2 separate regions of the Homo sapiens genome follow, and region 1 is linked to region 2. A link is a loop called in an ENCODE intact Hi-C map of the cell type or tissue named here. Cell type or tissue: heart left ventricle. All regions are shown on one strand. Links, peaks and the distances in the headings refer to the core of each region. The heading gives the core; the rest is flanking DNA.

Evidence for each region. A loop is a pair of places that touch in the nucleus more often than their neighbours do. Peaks named below come from ENCODE experiments on the same cell type or tissue, not always from the same donor. Only the 100,000 strongest peaks of a DNase experiment are listed, where the experiment ranks them.
Region 1: a loop joins it to region 2, with 3 times the contacts of the local background. A loop is called at or near these places in 7 of 110 quality-filtered maps.

Annotation. Positions count from the first base shown.
Region 1 is chr5:111,154,933-111,163,276 of GRCh38, reverse strand. It overlaps the pseudogene PNRC2P2. Among named protein-coding and RNA genes, the nearest start is that of CAMK4, 65 kb to the left of the region's middle. RefSeq lists an enhancer at 4,898-5,067. In heart left ventricle, for the core only: a CTCF peak has its summit at 4,976 (motif pointing left); no DNase peak of the experiment used is centred there.
Region 2 is chr5:111,526,647-111,534,990 of GRCh38, reverse strand. The region is part of intron 1 of STARD4-AS1 (STARD4 antisense RNA 1); the gene reads right to left. LOC124901042 (a long non-coding RNA gene) reads right to left here and starts at 1,682. Exons shown (of 2, transcript XR_007058899.1): 1 at 1-1,682. RefSeq lists enhancers at 4,450-4,499, 3,748-4,947. In heart left ventricle, for the core only: CTCF peaks have their summits at 2,890 and 3,093 (motif pointing left); a DNase peak (open chromatin) is centred at 4,530; H3K27ac peaks cover 968 bases.

The DNA.
Region 1 (8,344 bases), core at 142-8,141, 370 kb after region 2:
CCCATCCCACCATCACCCCACCTTATCAGAGCTCATATCAGGGCCTGAAACTGAATTTGGCATCAATTTTAAACTCTTCATTGAGGCACCTAACATCTATGTTAGTCATAAACATTCCATTTATGACCTTGACCTTTATGATTCTTTTAGTGCTTATATTGTAGCTCTAGGGGCTTCCCACACCACAGCTCCTTTTTATCATTTCTCAGATGTGGATGTGGAAGAATCAATGCAAAATTAAGATAACAAATGCTTCAACAAATACTAAAATGAAGATAGCAAACACTTATATCACAGGATTTCAATACACAAACTTGTTTGAGCGCTTTAAAAATGAAAATATGCATATATTCAAAGCTCATGGCCTCCTAGCATCTCACATGGATCCTCCCAGGATCACTTAGATGCTTCTTTCCAGGTTCTGGAGTCAGATTGTCTAGATCCAGATGTGTTTTTACCCTTTCCTAGCTGTAAGAACTTCAACAAGTTATTTTACCTTTCTGTGCTTTCGTTTTCTCATTTCTGTGTGGAAATATTGTGGACACCTACTTCATAAGGAACTTCTGAGGATTAATTTGAAACCATAAAGCATGGAGCACAATGTCTGGCACATAGTAAGTACTCAATAAACCTTAGTTATTATGAGTTACTCTGAATAGTTGTGATGGTTAATATTGAATGTCAACTTGATTGGATTTAAGAATGCGAAGTATTGTTCCTGGTGTGTCTGTGAGGGTGTTGCCAAAGGAGATTAACATTTGAGTCAGTGGACGGGAGAGGCAGACACACCCTCAATCTGTGTGGGCACCATCTAACCAGCTGCCAGTGTGGCCAGAATAAAAGCAGGCAGAAGAACATGGAGAGATTAGACTGGCTTAGCCTCTGAGCCTACATCTTTCCCTCATGCTGGATGCTTTCTGCCCTCAAACATCAGACTCCAAGTTCTTCAGCTTTGGGACTCAGACTGGCTTACTTGCTCCTTAGCTTGTAGATGGCCTATCGTGGGACTTGAGTTGTGATCATGTGAGTTAATACTCCTTAATAAACGCACATATATATATATATTCTATTATATATATATCCTATTATATATATATATATCTCCTATTAATTCTGTACCTCTAGAGAATGCTGATTAACACAGTAGTATATCAGATGTATTAGAAAATATGTTATTTTATACCACCATTCTGAAATTACAATGTATTCATTTGCCTGAGCTATTACTATAAGCTCCTTGTAGGTAGTGTATTAATCTCTTCTCACACTGCTGTAAAGAACTACCCAATACTGGGTAATTTATAAAGGAGAGAGGTTTAATTGACTTACAGTTCCACATGGCTGGGAAGGCCTCAGGAAACTTACAATCATGGCAGAAGGGGAAGCAAACTTGTCCTTATTCACATGGCAGCAGGAGGAAGAGCCAAGTAAAGCGGGGTAAAGTCCCTTTAAAACCATTCAGATCTTGTGAGAACTCATTCACTATCATGAAAACAGAAGTATGGGGGTAAGCACTTCCATGATTCAATTACCTTCCACTGGGTTCCTCCCCTGACACATGGGGACTATGAGAATTGCAATTCAAGATGAGATTCGGGTGGGGACACAGCTGAACCATATCAGGTGGAATCTATGACTCTTTTAACTCTGTATCCTTACTGCAATAGCTAGTATATATCAGATTTTTATTAAATGTTTGCCTAATAAGTGAATGAATAAAATTTTCAGACTTTTTGCTCATGCTTTTCTTTGTTTAAATAATCATATTATTTAAGTGGTTTAAAATTTTTGGAGGTTTTCTGGGTGTCTTAGTATGTGCAGGCTGCTATAACAAAATAAACTGGGTGGCTTATAAACAATAGAAATTAGTTTCTCATGGTTTTAGAAGCTGGGAAGTCTAAGATCAAGGTGTCAACAGATTCAGTGTCTGGTAAGGGCTTTCTAATTCATAGACAGCACCTTCTAGCTATGTCCTCAAATGGCGAAAGGAACAAAGCAGCTCTCTGAGGCCTTTTATATTTACTTAATACAAATTATTTATTTGAATGGAACTATTTCTTTTTTAAAAAAACAATTTTATTGTGCACATTTAAGTCATACAACATGATGTTGTAGGATACATATATAGTAAGATGGTTACTACAGGGAACAGATGAATGTATCAACATATTCATCATCTCAGTTACCCATTTTGCTTTTCTGGGGCCTCTTTTATAAAGGCACTAATTCCATTGATGAGGGTGCTCTGCACTAAGGACCTAGTCATCTCCCAAAGGCTCCAGCTCCTAATACCATAACTTTGAGGATTAAGATATCAACATATGTATTCTAAGTGAAGTAACACAGGAATGGAAAACCAAACATCGCATGTTCTCACTGATATGTGGGAGTCAAGCTATGAGGATGCAAAGTCATAAGAATGATACAATGGACATTGGAAACTTGGGAGGAAGAGTGGGAGAGGGACGAAGCATACAAGACTACAAATAAAGTGCAGTGTGTACTGCTTGTGTGATGGGTGCACCAAAATCTCACAAATCACCACTAAAGAACTTACTCCTGTAACCAAATACCATCTGTACCCCAATGTCTTATGGAAAATTTTTTTTAAATATCTAAACATAGAAAAGGTAAAATAAAATAAAATAAAATAAAATAAAGATTTCACATATGTATTTTGGGAAGACAAAATATTCAGATCATAGCAATGAGTCTAGAGAGGCAGTAATGTCTAAGTGTCAGAAAGATAATAACAGGACGCACCGCACTGGGATCTAAACAGTGTGACCTTCGTGCTGTGCTCTGAGCACTTTTAAATATGTTGTACCTTGTATTTCTCAGTACAACTCTAAGATGTAGGGGCATTAACATTTCCAAATAATAAATAAGGAAATATAGCTAACGGACTTGGAGGCATTCAGTTCATAAGGGCAGCAAACATGAATGAGAAGGGTGAAATGCATTGGTTGGAACCCCAAATGGTGCAGCTCTGCCACTTACCAGTTAAGCGATTGATATGGATTGTCTGCGTCCCCAGCCAAATCTCATTTTATAGTTTCTGTAATCCCCACGTGCGATGTGAGGGACCAAGTGGAAGGTAATTGAATCACGGAGGCGGTTTCCCCCATGCCGTTCTTGTGATAGTAAGTTCCCATAAGATCTGATGGATATATAAGGGTCTTCCCCCTTCACTCAGTTCTCATTCTTCTCTTTACTGCCACCATGTGAATAAGGACGTGTTTGCTTTTTCCTTCTGCCCTGATGTAAATTTTCTGAGGCCTCTACAGCTCTTTGGAGCTGTGAGTCAATTAAACCTCTTTCGTTTATGATTTACCCAGTCTCAGGCAGTTCTTTATAGCAGCATAAAAATGGACTAGTACAGTGACCTTGGCCAAGTTATTGAAACACACTCTTGTTTTTTGGGTTGCCTTATATGTGATGTAGACATAATGCCAGTATTTCACATATACACCATGGAATACTATATGTATTCCATGCAGCCATAAAAAGAATGAGTTAACGTCCTTTGCAGGGACATGGATGAAGCTGGGAGCCATCATTCTCAGCAAACCAACACAGGAACAGAAAACCAAACACCACATGTTCTCACTCATTGGGAGCTGAACAATGAGAACACATGGACACAGGGAGGAGAACATCACACACCACACACCGGGGCCTGTCGAGGAGTGGGGGGCAAGGGGAGAGAGAGCATTAAGACAAATATCTGATGCATGCGGGGCTTAAAACCTAGATGATGGGTTGATAGGTGCAGCAAATGTATACCTGTGTAACAAACCTGCACATTCTGCACATGTATCCCAGAACTTAAAGTAAAATTAAAAAAAAAAAGAAAGAAAGAATGCTAGTATTCTCTTGTAGGGCTGTTTTGAGGATTAACTAAAGAAGTGATTATATTGTCTCCCTGTGTTCTGTAACGTATTCTGTCTGTTGAGCTCCCCAGTGGCCCCACAACTTGATCTTTGGGTCCTACTGAGCCTATCCTCTTCGAGCCATGCCCAAATCTTTAGCATTTGCTCACTTCTTCCTCGACATGGTCAAACTCCAAAACTCTCTTCCCTTATGTCCCTTTCACACAAAGAACATTCATTGAAACACAATTAAAACAAATTAATAGCAATGTTGAATAAAGCTCAGAGTGTGATTCTCCTGAATTTTTCTGTTAGTTTGTGATTGGTTTGTTTTACCATCTATCTGTGCAACGAAGAAATGCATTCATGATGGTAGATGTGCAGACACCATGGTTTTTTTCCTAAGGAGGAGCAGGGGCCTTCCTAGTTTCACAGATTACACCTGGTAGATAATCACCAACTCTGTATTTGGGTGAGATCGGCCCGTTTAAGCAACTAATTGCAACATGGGGTGATGGGAGCCTTAAGCCAAGGGCAGGTGTTCTCAATATGGGCTGCAAAATAGAATCACCTGGGAAGCGTTTAAAAGGCTTGACTCTCAGACCGTACTGTAGACCAATTAAATGAGCGTTTTTTGAGTTAAGAACCAGACAGGTATTTTTTTAACTGCCTACATTATTTCAATATAATCTGGGCAGTTAGTACAAATATATTTCAATATTCAGTCAAGATTGAAAACCAGTGGCTGCCATAAGACTTTGTGGCCACAACAGTTAAACTCATCTAATCAGTTTTCCTCTGGCTCCTTCACAAAACAGTTGGTTCACCTGGAAACTTGTGCTCGCCTATAATAAATCATTTGCATTGCCTTGAAGATGATTTTCATTTTGCAGAAATTACCACTAATTGAAAGACAAATACACACCAAATTCTGATATTTAATGTTACTATTTCAATATATGTTTCTCATTTCTAAAATCAACTGGTAGGAAGTCAAACTAACATACTTGATAACAGAAAATAATTTCTAATTCGATGCTTGAAATTTAAGGGATTTCGGGTAAGGAGTCCTCACATGTTAGATGGTGTCGTCATCTACTGGCACAATGTGGTATTGCAGCTCATTCCTGAGATGCTGAGGACTCCGAGAGAGTAAGAGTGCTTCTGCCCAGAAGCGGTTTATCATTCACTTCAGCGAAACATAATTTTTCTGGGTCCAATACGTGGATTCCGCTATCCTCCAAGGAATCTTGGTTCTTACATAAAGACTAGTACTAGTGACCAAAATCTGATGCTGTCTCTGAATATCAGAGTTAGTGTTCAATCAAATTGTGTTCTGATGCAGAAAAAAATATTTGTGGAGAATAGAAATACAGAAAAAAAATGTTTTGGAGGAAACTTTAAAAGAATTCTGTGGATTAAACTAAAATTTCAAAGACTTATAAATCCAGAATATTAGGAGCCTTCCCCGCTCCTGATTTATTTTAATTGTACTGAATAATGCTTGTGAGTGTTATAATCAGCCTATCTGGAGGAACCCTATAACAAACCCTGAGATTTATCTTCCCAATATCTATTAGCCTCTTCCCCTTTACTAACAGCATTCAAATTTTGTTCCAAGAAAAATTGTCCCAAGCTACAAAACTCAACTAGCACCCCATGCCCTTCAGTTACGGGCCTCTGCATGAAACAGTTCTCATCAATGGAATGTCGATAACAACAGTCTGCTGGGAATTTCTGGGGAAAAGTTTTGCTTCCTGATAAACATGCAATTCTTCTTCATACTTTCTACCAGTAACGTGGGCAAATGTAAAATAGGCATCCTGTGGCCATTAGAACAGAAGCTACATGCTAAAGACAGGAAGGTAGGGAGGCAGATGGAGCCTGGAACAGCAATGGCTTCATGGACTTACTACCCTAGCTCTGGACTCTCTGTCTGCCTAAAGAAAGCCATTATAGACTGAATTTTGTCCCCACAAAATTTATGTGGAGTCTTAACCCCTCATGTGACTGAAGATAGGTCCTTTTGGAAGTATTTAAGGTTAAATGGGTCATAGGGGTGGGACCTAATCTGATCAGACTGGTGGTCTTAGAAGAAGAAAAAGAGATCTGAGGAACTGAAAAGAGCAGCGCCTTAATCTTAGACTCCCTAGCCTCCAGAACGGTGGGAAATAAATTTCTGTTGTGTAAGTCACCCAGTCTAGAGTATTTAGTTACAGCAGCCTACACAGACTAAAAAAAACCTCATCTGGTTAAGCCACTGTAGTGGGTTTTCTACTGCTTGCCTGCACCCTCTCCTCTGATGCAAAATGGGGTACCTGAAAGTGGGATATTGCAAGTAAAAGGAATAAAAATGTGAAATCTCCAGGAATACAAGGTAGAGAAGTAGACAGGTCTCACCCATTACAAGCTGCGAAGTTGATGACCTTTTTAATGTGGTTATTAAATATTTATATTTTTGTGCTTATTGTAGCTGCAGCATCAAGGGAAGTAATAGAAAAATTTAAAATGTGCGTGTTTCTTATTGCTGAGTTTTGCAAAGTCCTACTTGAAAGAAATGAATTCATACTAAAGCTAGTCATTCTGACAGCTAAGAGAGCAGGTGTGGGCCTGTGGCCTGCAATCTAAGATGTCTGAGAAGCCTATATGATAAGAGTCTACCAGCTTTGTGAAGAAAACACATTGCTTTCCTACCTTAAACTGAAGCCTTTCACGTCAGAGCTGAAGCAGCAGCCCTAGCAGGGGCTGGTATTGGGTTCCCAGCTCTCTCTTCCAGGTCTCTGCTGGACAAAAGAGGCACACCTGCTGGTAAATAGAGATTAAAGGGTGTTGCTTTTCCTCCAAATGTGTGATTTCACATTGCTGATGACAGAAGGTAAAAGGAAAGACTATGTGTGAAAAATGAAGACCTGTGACCAGGAAACAATATTTCTCAGACATTAATATTATGAGTCCATACTATCTTTGGCTATGGTTTCTCACATGTGGCATTGAATAGACTGAAAGGCTACAAAATTTCAGAAAGAACTGTATTTCTAAAGAAATATCAGGTCAGTAGAGGCAGAAGGAGGAGGTAGGGTTGCACACACCAGGGTGGGCAGCAGTTCACTCCTCAGTGCCCATGGGCTTTGGTCCATGCCTCTCCCTGGAAAGGCAGGAAGGCTTTGACATGGAGAGGGAGCTGCTGCCGCCATAGTTCTGAGCTTGAGGTTGCTAGGACTTATCTCAGACTTGTGTACTGAGGAAACTCAGATATTGGCCTCAGCTCCTAGGCTGCATTTAGCAGATCGACCTATGAGAACTTCTATACTGAGACAAAGGAAAGGATCCATCAGAAAGTAACATCTATTATCTTGAGCTTGGCAGCAAGGAAGAGGACAGGTATTGGAAACCCTGCTCTCTAAAAAGCTGACCGAAAAGTGACAAAAAAGCTGAAGATGGGTGGTGGAGACAGGTATAACATTCTAGCCCCTCAATCTAGAAATATTAGTAAGAACCAAAAGCAACTTAATAGAAGACCAAGGATCAGAATTCCCAGAAGATGGTTCATAAGAAAAAAGAAAGAGGATGTGGGTGGAATTAATTAGCAGCTGCATAACAGGTCATGCAAAATGGGGGGAAGAATAAAAATTTCCCAAATAATCAAAATTGGAGCTCTAGCTTATCAGGTCCCAGCTTACTTTTTTTTTTTTTTTTTTTTTGAGACAGGGTCTCACACTATCGCCCACACTGGAGTGCACTGGTGCCAACTCGGCTCACTTCAACCTCCGCCTCTCAGGTTCAAGAGATTCTCCTGCCTCAGCCTCCTGAGTAGCTGGGACTACAAGTGCCTGCCACCATGCCTGGACACTTTTGGTATTTTTAATAGACATGGTTTCACCATATTGGCCAGCCTGGTCTTGAACTCCTGACCTGAAGCGGTCCGCCTGCTTTGGCGTCTCAAAGTGCTGGGATTACAGGTATGAGCCACCGCGCCTGGGCCCCAGCTTACTTTTTAAATCTCAAGCGAATCACAACTATACTGGAGCCAAATTGATTGAGCTGCCATCACGAAGAGTTCTTCCCAAACTATCCTTCCACTGGGTTCCTGTTTCCTTTATTCCTTCAGATAAGGAAATAATGATATTTCAAATTAAAACCTTACTTAAAGTACAGGTATAAAATAAGATAAAGTACTGATGTTTAAATTTAGTTGTGTTGCTGGGCGCGGTGGCTCACACTTATAATCCCAGCACTGTGGGAGGCCGAGGTGGGCGGATCACCTGAGGTCGGCAGTTTGAGACCAGCCTAACCAACACGGAGAAATCCCATCTCTGTTAAAAGTACAAAATTAGCCGGGCGTGGTGGTGCATACGTGTAATCCTAGCTACTCGGGAGGCTGAGGCAGGAGAATTGCTTGAATCCGGGAGGTGGAGTTTGCGATGAGCCGAGATCGTGCCATTGCACTCCAGCCTGGGCAACAGGAGTGAAAC
Region 2 (8,344 bases), core at 79-8,078:
ATTGCAGTAGCCTTGAAGAAAGTCTTCCTTGCCTGTTTCACTTTGTGTGGTACAATTTTGCTTTGACAATAGAGAGTCAACAAATAGACAAACAGAGGGGACCTTTCCAAGCAGAAAGCACAGCATTGGTGAAGACCTGGAAACATCATATTTTACTATGTATTTGTGGAGATCTAGATCTAGACATATTTGCTACATCTGTGAGGCTACCATCCTGCCTGCCTACAGCAGCCTTGTGTGCATTTGTATCTGAAGATTTTTCACCTCTACTTCATTGGCAGTACCAGGATTCAGATCCTGCTTCTGAGAATCCCATCCATTGCCTTCTACTCTCTCCCTCCCAGTCTGGAAGACTCTTATTTAAGATCTACATTCTCACTCTTGTTGTACTGCATTTCCCTCTGTTCCCTGCATACAGTCTGTGAGGCAAGTAGCTCTGAGTACAAATCACCCTGCTACAGTCCTTCCCTGGGGTTAGAAAGTAGAGCTGGTTAACTGTCTTAATAGGGAATAAGAATAACGAAAAATTTAGGCAGAAAACATAAATTTTGTGGAAGATATTAACTTATCAGACCAAGTCCAGCCTGTCTCCAAAGCAGTTCTTAATGCCTGAGATTTATTTAGAGGTCTCATATCTGTGATCCCAAAGCCCCACTCCACTCAGCATAATGGGATCTCTGTTCTGGGGTACTCCTGACACTGAGTCTAAAGGTGCAGAATTTTCTTCAGTTTGTTTCTTCTTTAGATCTGTGATGAGAACTCTTCAATGTCCACTCACTCCTTCCCATCTTCTTGAAGAAAAAAATCCTAAGGCGTCTTGTAGTAGTATAGCTCTGCCATTCTATAGAGGGAAATTAGGCCCACAGAACTGTAGGAAAAAACCTAAATGCACGAAGTTTGTCAATTATACAGTCTGGATTAGATGGATTAGAATCCATAACTTTTTTCCTGAGACAAGATCTTGCTCTGTCACCCAGGTTAGAGTACAGTGGCACGATCATAGCTCCCTGTAGCTTCCAGGTCCTGTGCTCAAAAGATCCTCCCACCTCAGGCATGTGCCACCATGCCTGGCTAAGAACCCATAACTCCTTATTTGTTTAGTGCTTGACCTCTCTAAACTATACCCTGAGTATCCATGGGCAACTTGCATGATCATTTGAGGTTTCAGATTTTTTACCTGTAAAATGTGATAATGGTAGCCACTTCACAGGACTGTTGTGAAGAGAAACAAAGTGGGTGAGTACTTGGTGCAGTCTGACAGTTTGTGTTCTACAAAAGCTAGATCTCTTGCCAGTTTTCTTTTTGCCTTTCTCTATCATAGCATTCACCACACTGCACTGACATCATTTATTTATGTCTCTTTCTCAATTCATTGCAAGCTCCTTTGCGAAAAGAATTGGTATTTATTGGATAATCTATTCCTAATATTTCATTCAGTAGAGTTGCCTAGTAAATATTCTTTAAATAAATGAAATGTTAAAGTGCTTAAAAAGAGGTGTGAACATAGCCACCGACTTTATGGGCACCAAAACAGCTTAAAAATAACCCTCCCTCAGGAAAGGAGGAATGGGGAACTATTGTTTAATAACTAGCACACAGAGTTTCTATTTGGGATGATGAAAAAGTCCTGAAAATGGATAGTGGTGATGGTTGCACAACTTTGTACTAAATACCACTAAGTTGTACACTTAAAAATAGTTAAAACGGTGAATTTTATGTTTTATATAGTTTACCACATTTTTTAAAAAGCCTCTGAGAAGTTTCATTTATAGAGAACACTTTGTAGTATTATAGGAAGAAGAATAGAGTCCACGTTTAGACCAGTTGGAGACTTGGTCTCTATCTGGAAGTTACTTTCTCTTCTCTCCTCTAACAAAAGGGAGATGGAATGTGATTCTCTCTCCATCTCTACAGCTGTGCCAGGCAGAGGCAGCAGCAAGAGCTACAGAGACATTCTTCCTGCACATGCAAACAGAGTTATTCCTGAGCACGAAATGACTGGTGACAGCCATCTCCAGGAGAATATATCAGAAAACTTTAAATACAGTCACCAACCCTATAATTCAAACCCAAACGTTTAGGACCTGCAGATACAGAGACTAAAAATATTTTGTATTCGTAAATTAGAGCACTGACCCCATAGGCACTTAGGCCTTCTCTTAAACTTGCACAGGCTGCTGGATGAGTCTCTGACAACCTCCCCAGCAACCAGCCTTTCTTCTGCCTTCATCTTCCTGCTTCAGCCTGTGTCCCAATTGTGTTAGTCTATAGCATTCACTGTCCACCACCAACAGAACAGTTAGCCAGAGGGAGGCTGGAGTTATCTATTGTTAGGTAGCATTGGGGTGGAAAGACCAATATTCGCCGTATCCAGAGTGCACATGTCAGGTAAGCAGTACCTCTTACACAACACTACCTTTGCCAGGTTTCTTGTTGTCTGGGTGTGCAGGCAGGCTATGGAGGTCCTCAGAAACACTGCCTACCTCTTCTGACAAGCCCCTTGGGCTCTAAGAGGAAGAGTTGTGACTCCTAGTTCGCTTTCTCTCCTGTCTTTCTATTTGCTGAAGGAGAAAATATGACTTAAGCAATACTGAACGTTTGTTTAAAATACAAAAATTTCTTGGTGATTAAAAAATTATAGCTAGTGTTGGCCGGGCGCAATGGCTTACGCCTGTAATCCCAACACTTTAGATGGCCGAGGTGGGCAGATCACCTGAGGTCAGGAGTTCAAGACCAGCCTGGCCAATATGGTGAAACCCTGTTTCTACCAAAAATACAAAAATTTGCCAGGTGTGGTGGCACGTGCCTGTAATCCCAGCTACTCGGAAGGCTGAGACAGGAGAACTGCTTGGACCCGGGAGGCGGAGGTTGCAGTGAGCCTCGCACCGTTGCACTCCAGCCTGGGCAACAGAGTAAGACTCCATCTCCATAAAAAAAAAAAAAAAAAAAAAAAAAAAAATATATATATATATATATATATATATAGAAAGAGAGAGAGAGAGAGAGAGAGAGAGAGAGAGAGAGAGAGAGAGAGAGGGAGAGAGAGAGAGAGAGCGCGCTAGTGTTTTATAGCCACCTAGTGGCCGAAATTGGGCTTTGCAATTGGAAATTCAATTTTCACTCAAAACATTAGCTCTAAATTAATTTTGCTATTTAAATACTTTATTTGCCATCTAAATACTTCTTTAAGAGAGATAACGTATGGAAGCTTAGATTAACTAAGGGGATGAAACATGAGGAAGCCAAATTTCAGAATGCTTCCTAAAGAGCCTCTAAACTTCTGGGTTCTCCAAATGTACACATGACTGAGTCTTGGTTCTTAAGGTATGATGATAATGATAACAATAGGTATATTAGCATAGCTAACATCATTTGAGTGCCTAGTATGTACCAGGTAATATTCTGAATGCTTTTTGGTAGTATTTATTTAATCTCTGCAACAACTCTATGATATAAATTCTCTTATGCTCAATTCTTAAAAGAGAAATCTAAGACAGAAGTGAAACACTTTGTCCCAAGACCAACAGCTATTAACTAGTAAGATCAAGATATTCTTTTTCGGCCGGGCATGGTGGCTCACGCCTGTAATCCCAGTACTTTAGGAGGCCGAGGCAGGCGGATCACGAGGTCAGGAGATCGAGACCACGGTGAAACCCCGTCTCTACTAAAAATATAAAAAATTAGCCGGGCGTGGTGGTGGGCGCCTGTAGTCCCAGCTACTCGGGAGGCTGAGGCAGGAGAATGGCGTGAACCCGGGAGGCGGAGCTTTCAGTGAGCCAAGATCGCGCCACTGCACTCCAGCCTGGGCGACAGAGCAAGACTCCTTTTCAAAAAAAAAAAAAAAAGAAAAAGATTTTTTTTTCCTGTTTGATTAACTTTTATTTTAGGTTCGGGGGTACATGTGCAAGTCTGTTACATAGGTAAACTCGGGTCACAGGGGTTTGTTGTACAGATTATTTCATCAGCCAGGTACTATGCCCGGTATCCAATAGTTATTTTTTCTGTTCCTCTCCCTCCTCCCAACCTTCACCCTCAAGTAGGCCCCAGTGTCTGTTGTTCCTTTCTTTTTGTATCCATGGGTTTGTATCATTTAGCTTATAAGTAAGAACGTGTGGTATTTGGTTTTCTGTTCCTGCATTAGTTTGCTAAAGATAATGGTCTCCAGCTCCACCCATGTTCCCGCAAAGACATGATCTTGTTCTTTTCTATAAAGCCAAGATTTAAGATCCAACAATCCAGTTCTAGAATCTTAAGCCTCTTTAGCATAGGGTAAATATGTACATCAAGTACAATTACGGCAGTGGAATCAAATAGGCTCTCCTGCAATCTCAAACTTGCTTATACTTTAACTCATATATGGTTAGGTTTCAAACACGTGGGAGAGACAGAAGAACCCTAGGAATTTAGAGATGGAACTTGATAAAGGCATTTCTCAGAAGAATTTCAGACAGCAGGAACTTGACTTCAAAGGTTGGTGTGACGTGGGCAGACACAGAGGGGGAAGCACAGCCCAAGTACGAGCGGACGGCAGGATGGGTGGAGGCAGCAATGCAATGGAGTGAGGAGAGGAAGTGTGGGTGAGTCAGCAGAAGGATGTGATGAGGCGGAGAATGGGGGCACTCGCGTGGGGACAGAGGAAAGGCAGGAAGGTCAGATTGGGCCATGTTGTTCATGTACGATCTTCATGTCAGATGAAGAAGTTAGATCTTTAGCTCAACGGTTATATGGAACTATTGAGAGTTTAAAAATGATATTTATAGCCTTTATAATTTTTCAAAGCAAGTGTGCCCACTGTGAAATATTTGGAAACCAAGGAAGACACAAAGCTAAAAGACTATCTGTAACTCTCTCTTTGTTAATATTTGGAATATATCTTTCAGTCTTCATACCACACACATAAATTTTCCCCCAAAACAATATTTACTGTATTTTATATAATAATTATAGAGTATTTTAATGTTTCGGTTTTGTCATTTATTATAGTACATGTCTATTATAAATAAATAACAAAATAGAAGCAAAAACACTAAAAGCAAAACTAAAATTATAAAAATTCTAGGCTCTTACTATTATTTTTATTGTATATGTGTATGTGTATATATGCATCCTTTTGAAAAAATATAGATCCCGTTAAAAAATAGAATAATAATTTACCTACTGTTTAAGACCCTATACTCTTCTCTTAATATATCAGGAAAATCTCGATATGTTGACATGTGCATTTTTATAGCAAAATTTAATACCTGCATCCTATACAAAATAATTTATACGATCTCATATTTTTAAATTGCCTTTATGTCTTTGTTGAAAATCAGTTAATTATGTAAGTATAGGTCTATTGCTGGGCTATTTCATTGACCTATTTGTCTATCTTGATTGAATATCATAATTTTGATCAATGTAACTTTATACCAAGATGTGAAGACAGGAAGTAAAAGTTAGATAACTTAGTTCTTCTTTTTAAAAGTTGTTTTGGCTATTCTATGCCCTTTGCATTTCCACATGAATTTTAGAGTTAGCTGTCAACATCTACAGATGAGCCTGCTGAGATTTTAATTGGGATTTCATTATATCTGTAGATCAAATAGGGAGAATTGATATTTTAGTCATGTTTATCCAAACACATGCCATTTATCTCTATTTACTTAGACTTTAATTTCTCTCATTATGTTTGCTAGTTTGCAATATACAGGCCATGTTCATTTTTTTCATATTTATCCCTAATATGCATATTTAATGGCATGTTTTTATGCCAGTATAAATGGTATTATGTTAATTTTAATTATGTATGTATGTATGTACCTAGTATATAGAAACAGACTTGATTTTTTATATTGATCTTGCATCTCCCAACTTTGTTAAACTCACTTATTAGATGTAATACATATATATAAATTCCATAGGGTTTTCTAGGTAGATGATCGTTTCATCTGTGGATAAAGAAAATTTTATTTTCTTATGTCCAATCTGGATATCTCTTATTTCTTTTTCTTGACTGGCTGGACTGGCTAAAGCCTCCAGGACAATGTTGAATAGAAGGGAGAGAGTAGACATCCTTGCCTGTTTCCTCATATTAGGGGAAAACATTTCATCTTTCATCATTAATAAGACGCTAACAGTACAGTTTCGTAGATGCCCTTGATCAGGTTGGGGTTGTTCCTTTTATTCCTATTTTGCTGACTGTTTTTATTGGGATTAGATTTTGGGCATTTGTCAAATGCTTTTTCGTCATCTCTTTTTTTTTTTTCCCCAGTCTGTCAACATGGTGAATTACATTGATTGTTTTTCAAATGTTAAATTAACCTTGCATCCCTGAGATAAACCCGACTTGGTCATGATGTATTATCCTTTTAATAAATTGTTTATTATTTTATTTGTTATAATTTGGTAAGAATTGTTGTCTCTCCGTTCGTGAGGAATAACGTTCTGTAGTTTTCTTATAATATCTTTTTCTGGCTTTAATGTAATAATGCTGGCCTCGTGGAATGAGTTGGGAAGACTTCAATTTTCTGGAAGAGTTTGGGTTGCAAGGCTATTATTTCGTCCTTAAATGTTTCATAGAATTCACCAGTGAAGACATCTGAAAATGGAATTTTCGTGGAAAGTTTTAAAGCTCTAAATTTAATTTCATTCATTGATATAGTGCTCTTCAGGTTATCTATTTCTTCATGAATGAGCTTAGTAGAATAGTTTGTATCTTTTAAGGAACTTGAAATTCTTTTTTCTTAAGGTGGAAGCTGATGTCATTGACTTGAGACTTCTTCTTTTTTAATTTAGATATTTAGAGCAAAAATTTCCTTATGATTACTGCCTTAGTCGTAAACAATAGATTTTCATATGTCTTTTTTATTTTCATTCAGTTTTTAAAAATCTTAATTTTTTGTTTATTTCTTTTTTGACTCATGGGTTATTTAGCAGTGTGTAATTTTCTTTCTAAATATTTGAGTTTTGTCCAGATTACTTTACTGATTTCTAATTTAATTCTATTGTGGTCAGATAATATACTTTGAATGTCTTTTGTCAGGCTTCTTGATTGGAAATGGAAATTTAATCACGTATTTTTGGACTTGCAGTTTCTAATTTTTATGCTACTAAAAACAATTCTTAGATGAAGATGAACTTGGGTTCTTTTTACCCTTTCTTTTTTATTTTCTTAAAAGTCTCAGAAACAAAAGTTTTGAATCAAAGAGTATATAGTTCCTTCTCTAGAATTTATATATACTGTTACATGCCTTGTTTCATGTTTATATTCAATAATTTGCAAATATTTTCTTCAGATCAATATTTTTTCTATAACATATTCTTAACGACTGTATATAATTTTACTTTATTGATACCCCAAATTATATTAACAATACTCTATTGTTGGACATCTAAGCTCTTTCTAACTTGAGGCAAGTTTCCATAATGCTTTTAATAAACTACACTGTAGATCATTAGTCTGTGGGAGAGGATTGGCCTCACGGAAACAATGATTTAGGAAAATTAGTCAGGAACTACTATAGAAGACGGATTTGGGCTGAGAAGGACTGGAAGTAGCAAAATCTGTTCCATACCATTAGGATTGTAATATAATGCTTAAAAATGAGGCTGTGGTAGCAGCAGATGAATGGAGATGTCAGAATGGATGGAAGAAATAGTAAAATGGAAGAATCTATCACACTTAGCCACTGATTTTGGGAGAATTAAAATCAATTTCTATCTTTAAAGTAGTAGCATTTCTAGATAAAATTGAATCTTCACATTTATCTTTAAAATACCTATTTTCTCAGCATTTGTGCTTATTTGTCAAGCAGTAATGTTTTCTAATTACTCAAAAGAGGTTTCATCACAGATGATAAAAGGAAGCCAAGGAAAATATTTTCTAAAGCAATTATATATAAGGAAGAGCAAGATTTATATAATTCACATTACTTTTCAAGGAATTCTCTTAGTCTCAAAATGTTTTGTCCTTTTGAATTATTAGGTTGGTGCAAACATCATTGTGGTTTTTGCATTGTTGGAATTTGCTGTTTGATATTGCAATGCATTCTTAAATAAATGTGATTATATTATATATCATTTTAATGGACATTTCTCGCTTTATGTTTTTTGCTAGTGACTTATTACTTGCTGTTTATTTTATGTTTATTTTAGACTATGGAAATGATGTTAGACAAAAAGCAAATTCAAGCAATATTCTTATTTGAGTTCGAAATGGGTCATAAAGACAACTCACAACATCAACAATGCATTTGGTCTGAGAACTGCTAATGAATGTACAGTGCAATGGTGGTTCAAGAAGTTTTGCCAAGGAGATGAGAGCCTTGAAGATGAGGAGCGTAGTGGCTGGCCATTGGAAAGT